2 separate regions of the Mus musculus genome follow, and region 2 is linked to region 1. A link is a loop called in an ENCODE intact Hi-C map of the cell type or tissue named here. Cell type or tissue: left cerebral cortex. All regions are shown on one strand. Links, peaks and the distances in the headings refer to the core of each region. The heading gives the core; the rest is flanking DNA. Region 1 overlaps Kcnma1 (potassium large conductance calcium-activated channel, subfamily M, alpha member 1). Region 2 overlaps Kcnma1 (potassium large conductance calcium-activated channel, subfamily M, alpha member 1).

The links. Peaks named below come from ENCODE experiments on the same cell type or tissue, not always from the same donor. Only the 100,000 strongest peaks of a DNase experiment are listed, where the experiment ranks them.
Region 2: a loop joins it to region 1, with 2.4 times the contacts of the local background. A loop is called at or near these places in 4 of 42 quality-filtered maps.

What each region holds. Positions count from the first base shown.
Region 1 is chr14:23,837,264-23,845,598 of GRCm38, forward strand. The region is part of intron 1 of Kcnma1 (potassium large conductance calcium-activated channel, subfamily M, alpha member 1); the gene reads right to left. Among named protein-coding and RNA genes, the nearest start is that of Kcnma1, 160 kb to the right of the region's middle. In left cerebral cortex, for the core only: a CTCF peak has its summit at 4,905; DNase peaks (open chromatin) are centred at 2,181 and 4,960; H3K27ac peaks cover 2,701 bases.
Region 2 is chr14:23,788,163-23,796,497 of GRCm38, forward strand. All of the region lies in intron 2 of Kcnma1 (potassium large conductance calcium-activated channel, subfamily M, alpha member 1), which reads right to left. Among named protein-coding and RNA genes, the nearest start is that of Gm51422, 140 kb to the left of the region's middle. In left cerebral cortex, for the core only: a CTCF peak has its summit at 3,433 (motif pointing right); DNase peaks (open chromatin) are centred at 3,209, 3,388 and 3,880; H3K27ac peaks cover 3,346 bases.

The sequences.
Region 1 (8,335 bases), core at 151-8,150:
TACATGTGACATTAAGAAATCCAACAAAAACAACATGACAGTCCACAAGGTTAGGTCCAGGAGAAAAAAATGTTATGAATGCTATTTATAATCTTTCTGTTGACCAAAACCACACTGTGAAGAAATGAACCATGTACAATAGCATGAGGCTCTCCCAGCCCACCCGCTTCCTTCCATTAGCCAGGCACCGACCCTACACAGCCACCATATGGCCCACCAGCTATGCAGCCCCGTCAGTCCTGGACCGCCTGAGTGGCTTAATTATTGGGTGGCTATAAATAGAAGTGCCGGACAATAGATTATGTTCTGTCTAGAAAACAAAGTCAAGGTCCCCATTTACCCATTTTCCCTTCATTTGAGCCACTGAACTCCAGATAGCTACAGTAACCCAGATCTTCTGGGTCCCTATTCCTGGTTTAAGTGGCAGTGCTCAGTGTTGGGGACCACTCATGCTTGTTACACTGGGGGGAGGGAGGCTTCAGAGAAAAGATCACTCAGGAGTCTTAAAAAGTCCATGTACCTTAAGGGCTCAAGATCTGCCAAGAAGGTCCAACTTTTTGACAAGTATTGTGGTCTATAAATGTGCTAGGCAATAGTCCTGGTTATCGAGAGTCACGGGTTCTACATACTTGATTCTAATCTTTTGCCCAAGGCTCTTATCCCTCAACACCAGCTATACTGCCTAGTCTATATCTGGCATCACCCCATTCCTGGACTATAGCAGCTGTTCCAAGAAGTAGGTCCCTCCACATATTAGCTATGAAAGCTGGAGATACCCTGCCCCACCCCCAGTGACTGCAAGAGGAAGCCTGGGCCCACGGGTGCTCTTTCCCTCACTGTCTTGGCCTCTGAAAAGCATCCCCGTCAGCTTCATCATCTCCAGAACAGGTTCAGGATGGCACATGGGCATCCTGTTGTCCCAACCCTAGGCTGTTCTCCCAACCCACCTCAATCCCTCAACAAGGGCACAGCTTTGGACTCAAATGAGGTTCGTATGGCTTCCTGGCAATGAGACCCCAGGAAACTGTCCTGCTTGCTCAACATCTCTGTTCATCTAGTCAATAGTTATAGTTCCCTAGCCTCCTGATATGGCTTGTGATCGGTACCAAGCATACATAGCATAGTTCATTTGCTAGGGCCAGTCCTTGCCAGCATGCCCATTTCCTGGGATGACTTACTCAGACTCCTGCTTTGGGGAAAGGCTCAGTTCGGAGACTGACCTGAAGCTCCTCAGAAATAAATCCTTGAAGGAAGAGCAGCAAAGGGGGAAAGGAATGGGGGGATGGGGTGCCTTCTCTCTGTAGAAGCTGCAGGCAGCAGATGAAGCACAGTGGAGGTGACCAAGCAGCCAGATCCCTAAATAGCAACTAATCACTGTGATTGGAATTAATAATGAAGCTGCACCTGCTAGCTGACTTGAAGCTCCCCTTAATTTGCCACCTGGCAACTGTAGTCACTGTCTTACCCATGGATCTGTGGGCTGTAAATACCAGGATGTCATGCACTGTGCCTTGCATGGCTGCTATGTTGAGAGACACTGGTGTTCAAAGACTCTAGCCCAAACTCTCAGCACTATGAATGGTATCCACAGACTGCCCAGGCATCCTCACAGCTTAGAAATCTTATCCCAGTGGGCTCTGGGAACAGCTAGGCAGCCTTCTGAGGCAGGGGGTGCTCCAGCAAGGAAGTGCAGAAACAAACTCAGAAGTTTCTCCCACCACGCCATGACAAGCAGGGTCAGGGCAAGCCCTGCTGGATGAAAAGGGATTCCCTGCCTTTCTTGAGGAGTGAGAAGGAGTGAGAAGCACCAGCAGTACTGCACAGATCAGTTTCAGCACGACATGTTCATTAAGAGAAACATCATGTGTGTGTGTGTGTGTGTGTGTGTGTGTGTGTGTGCATGCATATGTGTATCTTTCAAGTGTGTGCAGATGTGCATGCACGTGTGCATATGCACGTGTGTTAACCTCGGGTATCATTGCTCCAGATGTGTCCCCCTTGTTTGTTTTACATTAGGTTTCCCCACTGACACCTGGGGCTGGCTAAGTCTGCTGGAGAGCGAGTCAGGGGATCTTCCAGTCTCTGCTTCACTAGCACTGGGATTACGCGCCTGACACAAGGCCCACATTTTTACAGAGGTGCTAGGGATTGAATTCAGGTCCTAACGCTTGCACAGCAAACACTTTACTGGCTGAGTCATCTCCCCAGCCTGTATTAAGAGAAGCTCTACCGCAAGGCACTTAGGGTAAAGGAATAGTTACTGCAGCCTTTCAGATTTTCTTATAGGACTCACCATCACTGTGCATCCAGGGGAAGGTAATATAGGAGAAACCCAAAGCCTAGCCCACACCCAGGTACGAGCTGACAGTTAGCAGGGAGCCACCTGGCTTGGTGACTGTTGATCTTGAATAACAGGAAATTCTATCACCCCAGGAACCTGCTTACTGTCCACAGATGTCACAGGGGACATCAGTCAAGGCTCAGGAAGGCCAGCCTGTGTGGTCACTCTATCCGTCCTCCTTCGTCACATCCCAAAATATCATGGTGACAGTAAAAGCAGGGCCTCTGATGACACACAGAGGAAACTGAGCTGCGTGTGACAGGAACTCCAGATGTGGCCCATGTCTGGCAAGAGACGGTATGGGTTAGAGAGCAGAAGGAACACAGGCTGTGGAAATGAATGGGAACCAGTGAAGGGAACTTCTGATGTCCAGAGAACCTGAAAAAGGAACCTTGGTATCTGACCAGGCAGAACAGCCACTGCCTGTGACATGAGAACCTTGAAGAATTTTCAGAGTCCATCTTTCAGACAAGCCAGTCTGTCATCACCTGAGTAGCTTTGTGATCCCCAGCAAAGAGACAGATCTAGACGTCAATTAGCCTCTCCAAGCTTAGGACCAGGGATATGTCACCCTAAAGTTCCCTTGCACACCTCTGAAGGGAAATGAGTAGCTGGGTAGGGTTTTAAAGGCCTTGGTCACCTGCCCTAAAAGCTATCCCACATATCTCCAGAAGGTTCCATGTCTTAGAAGCCAGAATCTATGAGAAGAAGCAGATGTTAAGCCCAGCTCTCCAAGGCAAGTTAGCCGGAGGACAACACGTGAAGGTCACTCTAGGTCATTTGGAAGGCTCATCACAGGTTGCTTGAGTTTTCTTAAAGGGATGGGGACAACAGACTTCAGAGATCATCTGGAAGGCAAACTACTTAAGGTATCAAAGGAAGTGACTCTGGCCATGTCTCAGTGGGCCAGCCTCCCAACCCTGTCCTCTATGTGATGCTTTGTATGGGGGCTCGCAAGTCTCTGCCCTTTCCTACGTCCACGGCCCTGCTCATCTGCTCTGCCCATCAGGAAGTTTTCCTTACCCTTTTGCCTCTGTCATCTTCTGCTGAGCCTTGTCTTCTTCAGGGCTCAGATAGACCACAGGATTCTGCAGCAAAGTGTTCCATGGACATGAGCAGGCCATGTTCCCTACCCGAGGATCTGTGGCCCAGTTTCAAGCTGTCAGTAGACAGCCCCTGGCAGTTACTTTCTTCAGTGTCAGGCTCAGCTACAGAGAATGACCGACTTCACTCAAGGTCATCTTCCTAGGACAGAATACCTGGCAAGAAGCTGAAGAAGAGTACAAAGGCCTAGAGACTTTAGCGCCCAAAGATCAATGTTACTGGGAGAATTCACCCCAAGGATACCTCTGGGTACTTTTACTTCTTGGATACTGACCCCAATAAATTCAGAATGTGTTTCTAGAGAATTGGGTAAGCACCAGGTCCAGTCCCTTGTTAAATGCACAGGTGATGCTGAGCTGGCCTTTGATAATAAGCACACGGAGATCTCTTTTGGTGGAGATAAAGTGACAAGAAACCAAGGACATGGCAACCATAAGACCCCTGCCTCGATGGCATTCTGGGAACCCCAAAGCATGAAAGCCACATGGAGAGACACTTCCTCTAGGATGTCTCTGATCCTAGGATCCAGAACATTGACTTCCTGATACCTCATTGTCTAAAGTAATAGTAGCCTAACCTTTTATTCCTTGGAAGGCTGACTTCCGTGATATTTCTTCAGTAGCAAACAACACTGCTGGACACAGCATCCACCAGGACACCATGACCCTATTGTAAATACTAAAAAGGTTATATACAGAGCTGCCATTAAAACAAGCCAAGCCTCAGGGCAACTAAAAAGATGCTTGCAGATCTGAGAACAGCAGTCATAGACTAATGTTCTAAGGGACCACATGACAAGTACACACAGGGATTTATCTTGTCTGAGTCATTTGTTTTTCCAGAGTTCAAAGTTCTCAGGAATAGCAATACAGGATGTATCTGTCCCCATGGGGCTGCCAAAAAGCTCTCTGTCAAAGAGGTAGGAAAAACAGGGGTGGATGGCTCACTGGTTTACCTAGAGCCCATAAGCTCCCTTAACCAGAGGTAGGTCACAAAACCAAAGCATGAAGACTTTGGCTATGCTAGAAGGGATGCTGTCGTTTAGGAACTTGTGCCCTGGTGCTGCCATAGGCTTAGATCTTGAAGCGATCTTGCAAAGAAGAGCTAGCATCATGAGGAAGATAACCGTTTCCTAGCACAATTTTAATCTGAGTCTGAAGACGGCACAGTATGGCATAGGCAACTGATCAGTCATTACCAATGGGGATAATGCCTCCCAGGGGCCAGGCTCTCAGTCCACATTCACTTTATCTTGGGACAAAAAAAGCAAGTGTGTTTGCTTCTGGAAGAAGGAGCAGGTAACTAACCCAGAGACACAAAGAGAAGAGCAACATCTGGATTTGAACTCGTGTCTCTCTGGTTCCTGCTTGGGCTCCAGCCCGGGTTTCTTCTGGGAAGAAAGGAGGTGTCTCCCTTTCTCTTGAGTGCCTTCATATTACTCAAATGTTTTGTAACAGCAGGGGCAGGCTTTCCTACACGATTCCAAAAAGCTTCAAAACAACTGAAATAATTCAGAGGTAAGAGAAATATCCCTGTTCTACAGGAAAAAAAAAATGTGTCACAGCTTGACAGTATCCACCCACAGCAGTGGAGTTTCTATCCTTTGCCATGAGACCTGCATTTCTAGAAATCTATCCTGAAAAAAGAAGCAGAGGTGGACAAAGGAGTGTGTGCCCATGCATCTCTCTCTCTCTCTCTCTCTCTCTCTCTCTCTCTCTCTCTGTGTGTGTGTGTGTGTGTGAGATTGTCCATGCATGCAGTGTCTTACTTACTTAATAACATTATGAAAACATGCTCTGAATAACAAAATAAAAAAACTTCAGAGTTCAGCAACAACAACAACAACAAAAATGAAGATGGAATGGATATCCTTGTGGTTGACAGTGAGTGGAAGGTAGGGTGCTGATGCTCCTTAAATGCTTTTTGAAATAGTAGCAATGGGATGTCACCACAGGCTTTTATGTTTCAAAATAATAAAGCATGGGCTAAGGGGGATGGTTCAGTGGATAAGACCAATTGCTATGCAAACATAATGACCTGCATTTACATTCCCAATACCTATTTAAAAAGCCAAGCAAGGCCAGGCTGATCCTGGGAGCTCAATAGCCAACTAGTCAAACCAAAAGAAGAAACTTCTAGTTCAGAGAGAGACAGACCATGCCTTAAAGGAATAAGACAGAGAGATTGAGGAAGACATCTGACATCCTCTTCTGGCTTTCTTATGCACAGGTGCAACTATGTACACGCATGTGTGGATGTGTGTGCGTGTGTGCACATGTATCAAGTAGAAGATGAACCTGTGATTCATAAATAAAGTGATTTCTTACCTAATGTGCATGGAGCTTGAGTAGGAGCCCCAAAACCAATGTAAATAAATAGATGTAACAAATGAACTGAGTACTGGTACAGACGTATGCTGGAACATACTCCCCTCCCCCTGAAGAATGTACAAAAAGCAGTTAAGTCTGTAGGCTTTGAAGGCTAGGGTGAGGGGAGAAAATAGAAAACTTTCACTCACTGTTTATAACATTAGTGATCATTTGACTATCACATTAGCCACCTTGTTCTTTTAATTAATAAGTTCTTTAAAGTTTTATATAATATCGTCCACTTGTGTTTTCGGAGGAACTTTTGTTACATAATGAAACACACCCAACTATGATTGCTGTCTGTAGAATGACAGATGGCATTGGTTTTATATATAAATTTTTTGTATTTTCAAAGGTTCTTACAATAAACGCATAACTGTATCATCATTAAAAGTCTCGATCAAACTTTAAACTGCTCTGCTAGTTAAAAAAAAAGAGTATCTTCCTCTAATAATCACATGGGAAAATGAGTTCTGGTTTTCCTGGCTATGTCTTCTCTCAGACTCACCAAGGATCATACTGGCTCAAGTCCAGAGCCACAAGAGCCCCATGCATCCTCTACACAGGGCCAGAAACAAACGGACAAACAAACCACAACCTACAACAAAAACCAGTAGACCCAACCCTGACTGGCTTAGCTGGGTTTCTAGCTGAAGACACAGTCCCTAAGCTCTGGCCTTATGAAACAAAGTGAGCCTGACCTAGTGGTCCCAAAATTAAAACAAGCAACAACATCACTCTTTCACTCTGAGAATACGATGGTTGGTGAACACTGAACAGATAATAAAATGAGCCTCAAGCCCCTGCAGGGGATCTGTCCACCAGGGAGATGTCATGACAATGTACTGTAGGGTCAAAGAGATGACTGTGCCTTGGACACTGACTCCCAAAGAGGGACAATCCAAGCAAGAGGTATATAGGCAGAGAGCAAACTCTGACCCCAGGAAAGGAAAAACCAGAGCCCTGACCTCAAGATTCAGGGAGAAAGGCTGGGCAGCTAGGGCACTAGAAGGAAACTCCCTTCCAGTGAAGAGCACAGCAGTGCTTTCCAGAGTATCTGGCCTATGACTTGGGTTTGAAGTTGAGGTACATCCAATAGAGGACAGGTGCTCACTGTACTGTCTAGGCAATCTGCACCGCTGGTGGACCATATGCACCAGGTATGAGCCCTACCATTTAGTAGGGAAAGCTTTCAGACACAGCTAGATTAGGGCACTTACATTTTAAAAGACCTATCTACTTATGTAGTTCAAAACCAGAGAAAATAGATGTGCGGATCATAAAATATGCTTGAAATTTCTATGGCTCTCACCATCAGAAACCAAGTCTAAAAAGCATTTTCCCTAGGAGCTCTTGGCTCTGATTAAGCTTCTTGGTTTGTGTCTCCTTCCCTCACCCCCAACTGTGCTCATCAAAGTGAAGAGGAAGCAAGCAGCCTGTATTTGCTCAATGATCTTCACAGCCTTAGACATGAGATGGCATTTCGGGAGACCTCTCAACGTCCAACAAGGCCATGCCCTTCTCTCGCCCATAACTGTCCACAAGAAGGAAGGCATTGCCATATTCCAGACTTCTTGTCACTTTCCCTACTCCTGGGCAGTATCATCCAAGTCCTTTGTGAAGCTACAATAAGCTTATGCTTCAGGGTCATACCTAAACTGTGATTGGAACCCTACATTGGGATGTAGGATGACCAATCACAAGGAGAGAGATGCATTGAGTGGGAACAGTTAGGCAGAGGCTGAGAAGATGAGATGTGACTAGGATCCCACCAGAGTTCTTTTCCAGATGGGCTCAGGGGTTAACTTTTGCAAAACTTGATTAGAAAATGCACCAAGTGCGTTCATCTAATTGAGCATGAAAGACATATTGGAGGGTGATGAGGAGGCGAGGTGACAATCTATTTATAATCAACAAGGTTGTATCCAGCAACTAGGATAATTATATATTTTGGAATGCAGAGGAAAGTTCCTTTGTAAGTGGGAGTTGAGGAACCTTGTCAAGAAAGCTTGTATCTGACCCTATTAAGTACCAGACTTATTAGCCTTGTGCTTCCTTTGACCAGTGGAGGCTGAGAAATCTCTAATTTCCAGTCTAACAGTGACACTTCTCCAGAAGTGATCAACCTTCTTCTGCTTCTGATAATGCTGACTTAGCCCCGATCCTCATTCGGGAATGGGGAAGCATTGCATCTTTGTGTGTTTTTTATGCATTCATGTGTATACAAGTTCACATGAGTGAGCACCTACACATGTTACATATGAATCTAGAGGCCAGAGGTCAGCCTCAGGTGTCTTTCATCAGTAGTGATCCACCTTGTTTTAAGACAGGGAATTTCAACAACCTGAAACTTGTCAAGCAAGGCAAGCTGGTTGGCCACTGAGCCCCAGGAACCGCCATGCCTTAGCCTCCCTTAGGCTGGGTCTACAAGTGTATATCACCGCAACCGCCATTTTTTTATGTGAATTCTAGGGATTGAGGCAAGATCCTCATGCTTACAGAGCTACCCTTCACGTATTTC
Region 2 (8,335 bases), core at 289-8,288, 49 kb before region 1:
TGGCAGTTGTTTTTCTTCAGCTCATCTAGGAAGTTAACTCGAAGCTTCATTTGGGAAACGACTGCAATCTGAATGTCATGGATCACCCACAGCGTTGGGTACCCTCACATAACTTTGGGAGGTAGCCTGCGTAGGGTTTCATTTTTTGTTTGGTAGCCCCCTGAGTCTGCTACCTTACTCCACATTAACGGATCCTCACTCCTTCCTGCCTCTGGCAGTCATTCTTTTAAGTAAACATGCCACTTATGAAACATTCATACATGCAAAGATAGAGAAGTTCCTGTCTCTGAAACAGAAAAAAAAAAATGACCTTCAAAAACTACCCAGGTGGTAGAGAGGGACATCTGTCATCTGGGGTCTCCTAAAGCAAAGGCTGGTGGAAGGACATCCCTTCAAATCATTGTAGGTGAGTGGGACTGTCACACTTCACCCAGAGTCATAGTGAGCATCCCTTAGAGAAGGCTGACTCCATGAAGATGGCTCAGTAAGGGGATCTAGCACAGATTCCCACAAGCACATGTTTTGAATACATGGTCCTCATCTAGGATGCTGCTTTGGGAAGTTGTAGAACTTCAGGAGTTGAAGCCTCGTGGGAAGAAGTGGATCCTTGTGGGGCTTAGCCTTATGGGTTATAACCTAGCCCCTTCTGGCCCACACTCTCTGTTTCTCCATCCATTTGAGCTGGGAACAGCCAGCCTCATGCACTGGCTGCCACAGCTGTGAGGAGCCACCGACTTCCCTAGGCTTTTCCTGCTACAGTAGACAAATTCTGGTTTCTGAAACCTTTAAGTCACTTCTTTCTAGGGATTTTATTATAGCAATAAATAAATAAATAAATAAATAAATAAATAAATAAATAAATATTAAATAAATAATATCTAATGCAGGCTCCAAGGCTGAAACATCTATAAAGAAACCAACTCCTTGGAAGGTATAGGTCCTTCTCCTGTGGCATCCTCCCCCCCCCCCCGCCCCCGTCAACCCCATGGCCACTCCCTTCTAGAGAGATGATCCCCTTCTTTGTATGTTTGTGGCTATGTGGAAGAGATTCAGACAGGGAAAAGATCAAAGGAGGTGAGTGAAAAGCAGTGACGCCCCCCCCCCCCCAGGCCTGTAAGCCATGAGAAGAAGACTTGAGACCATTCACTAACCTTCATGGAAGGCCAGGAAGAGACTTCCCAGATCTACCTACATCCTCCCAATGGGACCAACAGCCAAGAAAAAGACGAGCGTGCAGCTCTCCCAGCGCTGAGCACAGGGTCAAGTGCCTTCCATGTCTAAGGAAGGCGAGTTCCCATGAGCCTTTCTGGCTGTAAGTAAGTAGGGGGATGCTGGAGCCCAGAGCCTGGGGAGCCTGAGAAGGAACAGACTGCTCTAAAACACCTGACACTTATCATTTTACCCATGGAGACTCTGAGGTCCTGACTTGCTCAAGGTCACTCAAGAAGGTTACTGCAGAGGCGGGATTAGGACGTGGCTTTATGTTCACCATTAGTTCTTTTAACAGGAGAGTTTTGTACCTGTGTGGATTGATCTCAAACTGGGCCTGGAGTTCCGGGGAGGGAGGGGGGAGGGGGGCGCGCACACACACACACACACACACACACACACACACACACACTGGAGCAAGCAGGGAAATATGCTTTTGTGGAGGCTAGAGGACAGGCTCAAGTGTCATCTCTCAGGCACACTTTGTTTCTTGTTTTGTTTAGGATGGAGCCGCCCAGAGCAGGGATTATTAAGTATGTACCATGGCACATGGCTTTTCTATGTTGGTCCCAGAGCTTACATTGGGGTCACTGTCGTTATGAGGCAAGCGCTTGACCAAGCGATCTGCCTCTGCAGATCGGCAATCTAAACCTTCTGGAAAACTCTGAGGTGGCTAAGAAACTAAGTTACCCAGATCATAAAATCATGGTAGCTTCCCTAACAGCTACTTAAAGCGTCAGCTTTCCTTTTGCCAGGGGTTGTCCTCTAGGCAGGGACAGAAACCCAGATAGATCGTTCTCTGCGTGTCCAGTCCGTAAAACCAGTTCAGCATAGACTCTTCAATAAATCCATCACACCCAGACCTTTCTCCAGAAGCTCGGAGGATGGTCAAGATGGCTCTCTGGGGTCTTCCAAACTCCATGCAGAGACAGACAGATCTCTGGGCTCCTTAGTCATCAGTTCTAGACTACTTGATGAACTCTGGGCCCCTGAGAGGGAGACACCATCTCAAACAAAACAAAGTTCACAGGCCAACAGATCTAGCAGGGTTTGAGGACAGCCAGAAACCAGGCAACTGTTGTCCTTTGAAATACCCTCTTTCTGTGACCTGGCCTCTGTTTCATGGCATTATTGTTGTAAGTGCAGACAACTATGGCGATTGTTTTTTTTTTTGTTTGTTTGTTTGGTTGGTTTTTTTTTTTTCTCCTTCCTGGTGAGCTATCCTCTACTTTCCTTAGGAAAGTTGCTCTAGCCATAGTCACAAAATATGTGGGGTGGGGGACATTAAACAGGAAAAGAGAGGGCTGACACAATGGGCAAGAAGAGAGTTTCTTGAACCTCTCAGCTCGTCTACTGGATCCTGGACTTCTATGCCTGTGGAAGAGCCGGTGTGACTAGTCCATTTACTGTCTGGATTAACCATCTCTTCTAAACAAGAAAGGCCCAGTGGTATGCTTGCCTAGGGCGGAGGCACATAGATGGAAGGATCCTTGGAAGTCCCAGGTTAAATGAAAACCCATGTCCCCGCAGTTTTACACACTGTGACCCAAGCTACCACCCAGAGATTGCTGGCTTCATCTTCCCGGGCTGTCCATATCAGCACATGGCTAATTTCATTAACTGAAATTAACTAGATGGGCAAAACAGAGCCCTGCTGCGTAAGAGGCTTGGGTGCATTTAATTAAGTTTATGAGTGTTCTGATTCCTCAAGACAGACAGGCAAGAAACAACTGCCAAGCCTTCTTTCTCTCTCTACCCAAACTTGAAAGAACAATTCTTATAATAAAAAACATTCTGAGGCCAAATGGTAGCTTCTGGGTGGTATCATTTCCCTAAAATTGTCTTTTCTGGAAGATGCCTTTTTCTGGAACCTGACTCTCTAAATGGGGCTCCTAGTCCTCCAGATTGGAGTGTTTAGGGCCCACAGGCACGAGTCCGTCTGCCTCCTCCTAAACATAGCCTCGCAAACTAAACTCGGAAGCATCAGCTTGCATGTGGTCCCTAGTGTGAGCGACTTCATCGCCACCGTCGTCTCTATTTTTGAGTCTCTCTACTAAACTTTCTCGCAGCTGGAATGGAGGTTCTAAAGGCAGTCACAGCCCACTAAGAGATTTTTTTTTTTTCCTCACAAGTAGCCACATCTAAACCTCTGAGGGCTCGAGAAGCAAGGAGGAGAATCACTGCATGCCCTGACTGAAAAGCTCCGAACCGCCTATTCCATTCTAAGCCTCCAGGGGGCACCAACTCTTACTGGTCTGGAAGGAAGGAAAAGAGGCAGGAGGGCAGTAAGGCAGAAGGCCGCTTATATGTTAGTCATATAAACATATTTATGCACCCCTTGGGATCCAGCAGCAGGGACTCGCAGGATGTGAGACTAGAATTAGAAATGCTGAGGTCCCAGGTCTGCTCGAGGGACTCCCCACAGCATCCAAGCATCCCGTTTTTTTCAGTTTGCATCTGTTGTCCTGTGCAGAGTTTCTGTAAGAAACAAGAGGTATCTGGTGCCTGTAATGGGGGCTCATTTCCAATAGTTGTCCAGAGGACATGCCTCACATGCATACTTTTACACATTCATGTACATACTATGTTCACCCATATCTTCTGCAAAGTGCCACACCTTTCCATGTCTTTTCAATGGGTCTGTGGCCACCAAAATGGCTGTTACACACACTTCACATATGGTGCTGTTGACATGCCCACTGAAATCAGCCACATACTCTGTCAGGCTCACTCTGTCTCGAGGGAAAACTGGGCATGGAGACCATACTGAATGCATTTGACCCTCTTTCCTTGAGACTTATCTGTTATCCTGGTAAAGGTTTTCCTGTGACACACATGCCCACAAGGACAGCTCCAGGGAGCTGAGTACAACCCCACCTCTGGCCCTTGCACAGCTCAGGGAGGCTAGATATGAAGTGAGAATTTCCTGGCCAGCTTGACAACGATGAGTCAGGCTGGCACGAGCCAGTCCAGTCTCAGGAAGACCAGACCCTGGATGGACCTGAATGAAGGGTGTGCACAGGACAAACACTGACTGACTAGACCCACACTAGACCCACATGAGGGATGGCTAGCTATACCCAGAACTGCCCAGCAGCCTTGCTCAGTGTTTAGAGAACTCTCTCTCTCTCTGTCTCTCTGTCTCTCTGTATCTCTCTCTCTCTCTCTCTCTCTCTCTCTCTCTCTCTCTCTCTCTCTCTCTCTCTCTCTCCCTCTCTCTCTCTCTCTCTCTCTCTCTCTCTCTCTCTGTGGAAAAAAATTTTGTTTTACCCTCTCCCCTCCCCTCCCTGCCTTCATGGCTCTCCGTGACAGCCACTATAACATTGTGCCTGGGCTGACAGGTAACACAAACCATGGGAGCCAATGTTTATTGAGCACTAGCCACACAAGAGGCAGTTTTCTGGCATGCATTCAAGAACTTATCACCACAACAGGAAGACCCAGAGTCTGGCATTCTCCCCACCAGCAAGATGAAGAAATTGTGGCTTCAGAAGATGAAGCTATTGGCCCAGAATGAAAGCCCCGAGGAGAGGTTAGACAGGGATGGTAGCCTGGCTGCAGCTTCAGCCACAACACACACAGAGGCCCTCTGTATTCCAAGGACCATACCGCAGCAGCTCCTTGCCAGGAATACAGAATATTTGTTGTTACAGAGTGTTCCATCTCACCTCCTGGTATGTTCTGATGACCTAGCCAGTGATTCAAGCTGCTGAAAAGAGGTCCCAGTCAGACCCTTCTTGAAGGACAGAACTCCTAGCTTGCAGCCCAACAGAGGTTAAACAGGGCGGGAAGGGACATTCCATTATAATATACCAATAAATATATGGGAACTAGTTCCAGAGAGGTGGTCAGGCAAATGGTTGAGATAAAAGCAAAAGTAGGTACTACCCCTATCCAGGCCCCATTCTCTTGGACATCCAAAGGCATAGGAGTTACCATACCATGAACAATGTTTGGGGACACTGTGGTGTTCAGCATGAAACTCTTGGGCCAGAAGGATCTTTCTTTCTCCAGAGCTGTCTGATTTCTAAGTCTGTCCTTCCTTTTCCCATCTGCTCTGGGAAGGCCAGAGGAGCCATCCTGCCAGCTAGTAAAATTAGCAGCTGGGCTTTTTTACGGGGCACACTGGGGAGCTGGGTACACTGAGTACCAGTTTACAGGCCAGCAGCCAGGGTGGGCTGAGACCCCGCCTTATAGACAGACCTGAATCAGGATGGTCCTCACACAAGGATTCAGTGAGAGGGAAGGACAGTGCTGTGGATCTGTGGATGTCGGGGATGAAGGGCCTTGGGTAGCAGACTGCAGGAGGGTAGCCATGAGAGAAAGTGCAAGGGGTGACTTTGCTATGATGATCTCAGAAGCAGACTGTGTCCAGCCCCTAGGCTGAACCTGCTAAAAGAACAAACAACAGAGAACTTGCTAGCAGCCTGGGGCCACTCAGCCCAGCTTCTATCGCTTCCTAGTCTCTACTTAAGACTCAATTGAGCTTACGGAAGCAATATAGGTGCATTGTTCAGAGACTGCAAAAATATTACATCCTATCTATTACCTTGTGCAGTGGGCAGCTTAGAAAATTCTTTGGGAAGAATTTCACCAGTTTCAAGGGAGGGTGGCAAACTTTTTTACCATGGGACCAGACAGTAACTGTTTTTAGGCTGGTGAGAGTTTGGGACTCTATGGATGCTCCTTGTATCCTTACTGTACTGTGTTACAAAAGTAGCCACAGCTGCAATATAAATGAACTTGCATGGCTTTTATGACAATTAAATTTTGAGGGCAATGAAATTTGAATTTTGTATACTTTCCATGTGTTACAAAATATTTTGTTTTAGATTTTTCTAAAGTAATTTGAAAATACGAAAAACGATCTTTTGCTCCTAAGCCATACCAACAGAGCAGTGAACCACTCTGGCCCACATGCATCAGATGGTTGGGTAGGTTCAGCGGCGTCACTCCTGTGCTATGGGAAAAGGATTCCATAGGGAAATAAGGACTGAAGCTGCCCTGGCCAGTGAAACGGTTCCGTGGGTAAAGGGGCTTGCCACCAAGTCTGACCACCCGTGTTCAATCCCAGGGACCCAAATGGTAACAGAAAGTAGAAAACTAACTCTAACAAGTTGTTTGTTGACTTTATTGTGTGACGTGCCCTGCCCCCAGAATATTATATGTGAATAAATATATCTTTTTAAATTAAAAAAAAAAAAGGACTAGAAGTTTGTGTGAGTACAGAAGCTTTTTACGCTCCTGCTCCAGATGCCTCTGTAAGCATCCATAGGCTGGCATGCATGGGCAATCCCCACGATCAGCTAGGAAATGAAGTCTGTTCAAGTTCCCAGAGGATCATTTTTATCCCAAAGCATCTCTTGCATTCAATGGCACTTAATTAAAGCAGTGAGGATTCAGCTTGGCCAATTGTTGGTAGTTATGTCAGAAGACAGTTGTGAGCATCTCTAGCAACAGGCAGCTCGCAACCTGAGGTAGGAGCCTGATCAGTGCAACCGCTCCTGTGACATACTCTTCCATCTGAATAAATGGTACTGGGTCACAAATAACAAGTGTCATAACTCTGGTGCCTCTTCTATCAAAGTCAAAACAGTTACTTAACCATATAAAAATATAACATATCATCTATGATTTCCTGACTAACACCAACATACTCACACAGGATAAAATAAAGAGGCATAATTTAAATCCTATTGGTGAATTACTATGTGAGTCGTTTGACTCAACCCCCCTCCCTTAAGGGTGTTCATGCCAATAAAACCTGTTGGCTTCCAATGGGACAGAAGAGAAGCAGCAATACATCACTACCCATAATACAACTGCCAAAGATTCCTATTCTTTCTGCTCTATAGAGTAACTGTTGATGCTGCGACAGTTTTATGTAGCATTGCCCAAAATATGAAAGGATAAAGAATGGATGTGGGGAAGAGGGAAGAAAATGGACATGTGTGCTGTGTGCAAATTTGCTACCGTGTTTCACTGATAAGGGCTATGATACACACAAGAGACACAGCCCACATCAGCGCCACCCCCAACCCCCCCCATGGTAAGTAATGAATGACAGTAACACATGTCACAAAGAAGATTCATGGTGCCCATGTGCACCCCTCCTCAGGTTCACTGATCAAGTGCCATGTTCAAACAGTTCAGCAGGCACAGCACAGCTACTTTACCCCATTAACCCAATGCAGTGGCTTCTGCTTGAAAGGCATGCTGAGCATGTATGTTTCTCTTGAGCCCCTGAAGATAAGAATAAAATGGCCTGGGTTGGGTATATAATGTGTCAAATGATACCCATGTGACCTATTTAGAATGAACAGTAAAGGGTGAGACTGGCATTTTGTTTCTCCATACATTGATAAAGCCTCCCCTAGACGTGAAAGCAAATAGCAAATGTTTTCAGTTGGTGGAATTATATTTGCATGTTTCCTGGAGCAACGTTCAAGTGCAGTAGCATAAGCAAGTGGGAAAATGAACTAACATGAACAATGCTAATGGCTTTATCTTTGCCCAGGGAGCCAGTTACTGTGTTGGGGAAATCAGTTCTTTAAGAGAATCACAAACCATGGCATCTGTCATCGATTTGACAGAAAGTCCAGGCAATGCAGTCATGGCTCAAACCTTGTGGTAAAGCTACTATTAGCCACAAGACAGGTTTCTTAGAGTGACAGTTGCTCCGAGAACAATGGAGATGAATGTAACTATTCAGAAATGGAATGTTTGTGGAGATTGGGGGAGGGGGCAATTTGTTTGTATGTTTGTTTGTGTGTGTCTACATCTTTCTTCCTTGTAAATGGATTCTCCACTACTATTACTCTTATTCTATAAGATTCTTACCTTTTGATTGCTTTATAAAGTAAGAGAATAAACTGCTACTTATGAAACAAAGCACATGGGTCCATCACCTGCTTCTGTCAATAAAGTTTTATTGGAATACACATTCCAAACAGTGTAGATGTTTGTGACTACTTTCAAATCAAAATGGCAGATGAAGTAGTTAACATGGAGTCTGTATAGTTCACAAAGCCTAACAATGTTTACAACAGGAATATTTGCCAACCTTGAACTAAAATATTTTCATTGATTTTAGCTTTGTGAGTTTATAATTTACAAACTAACAAAC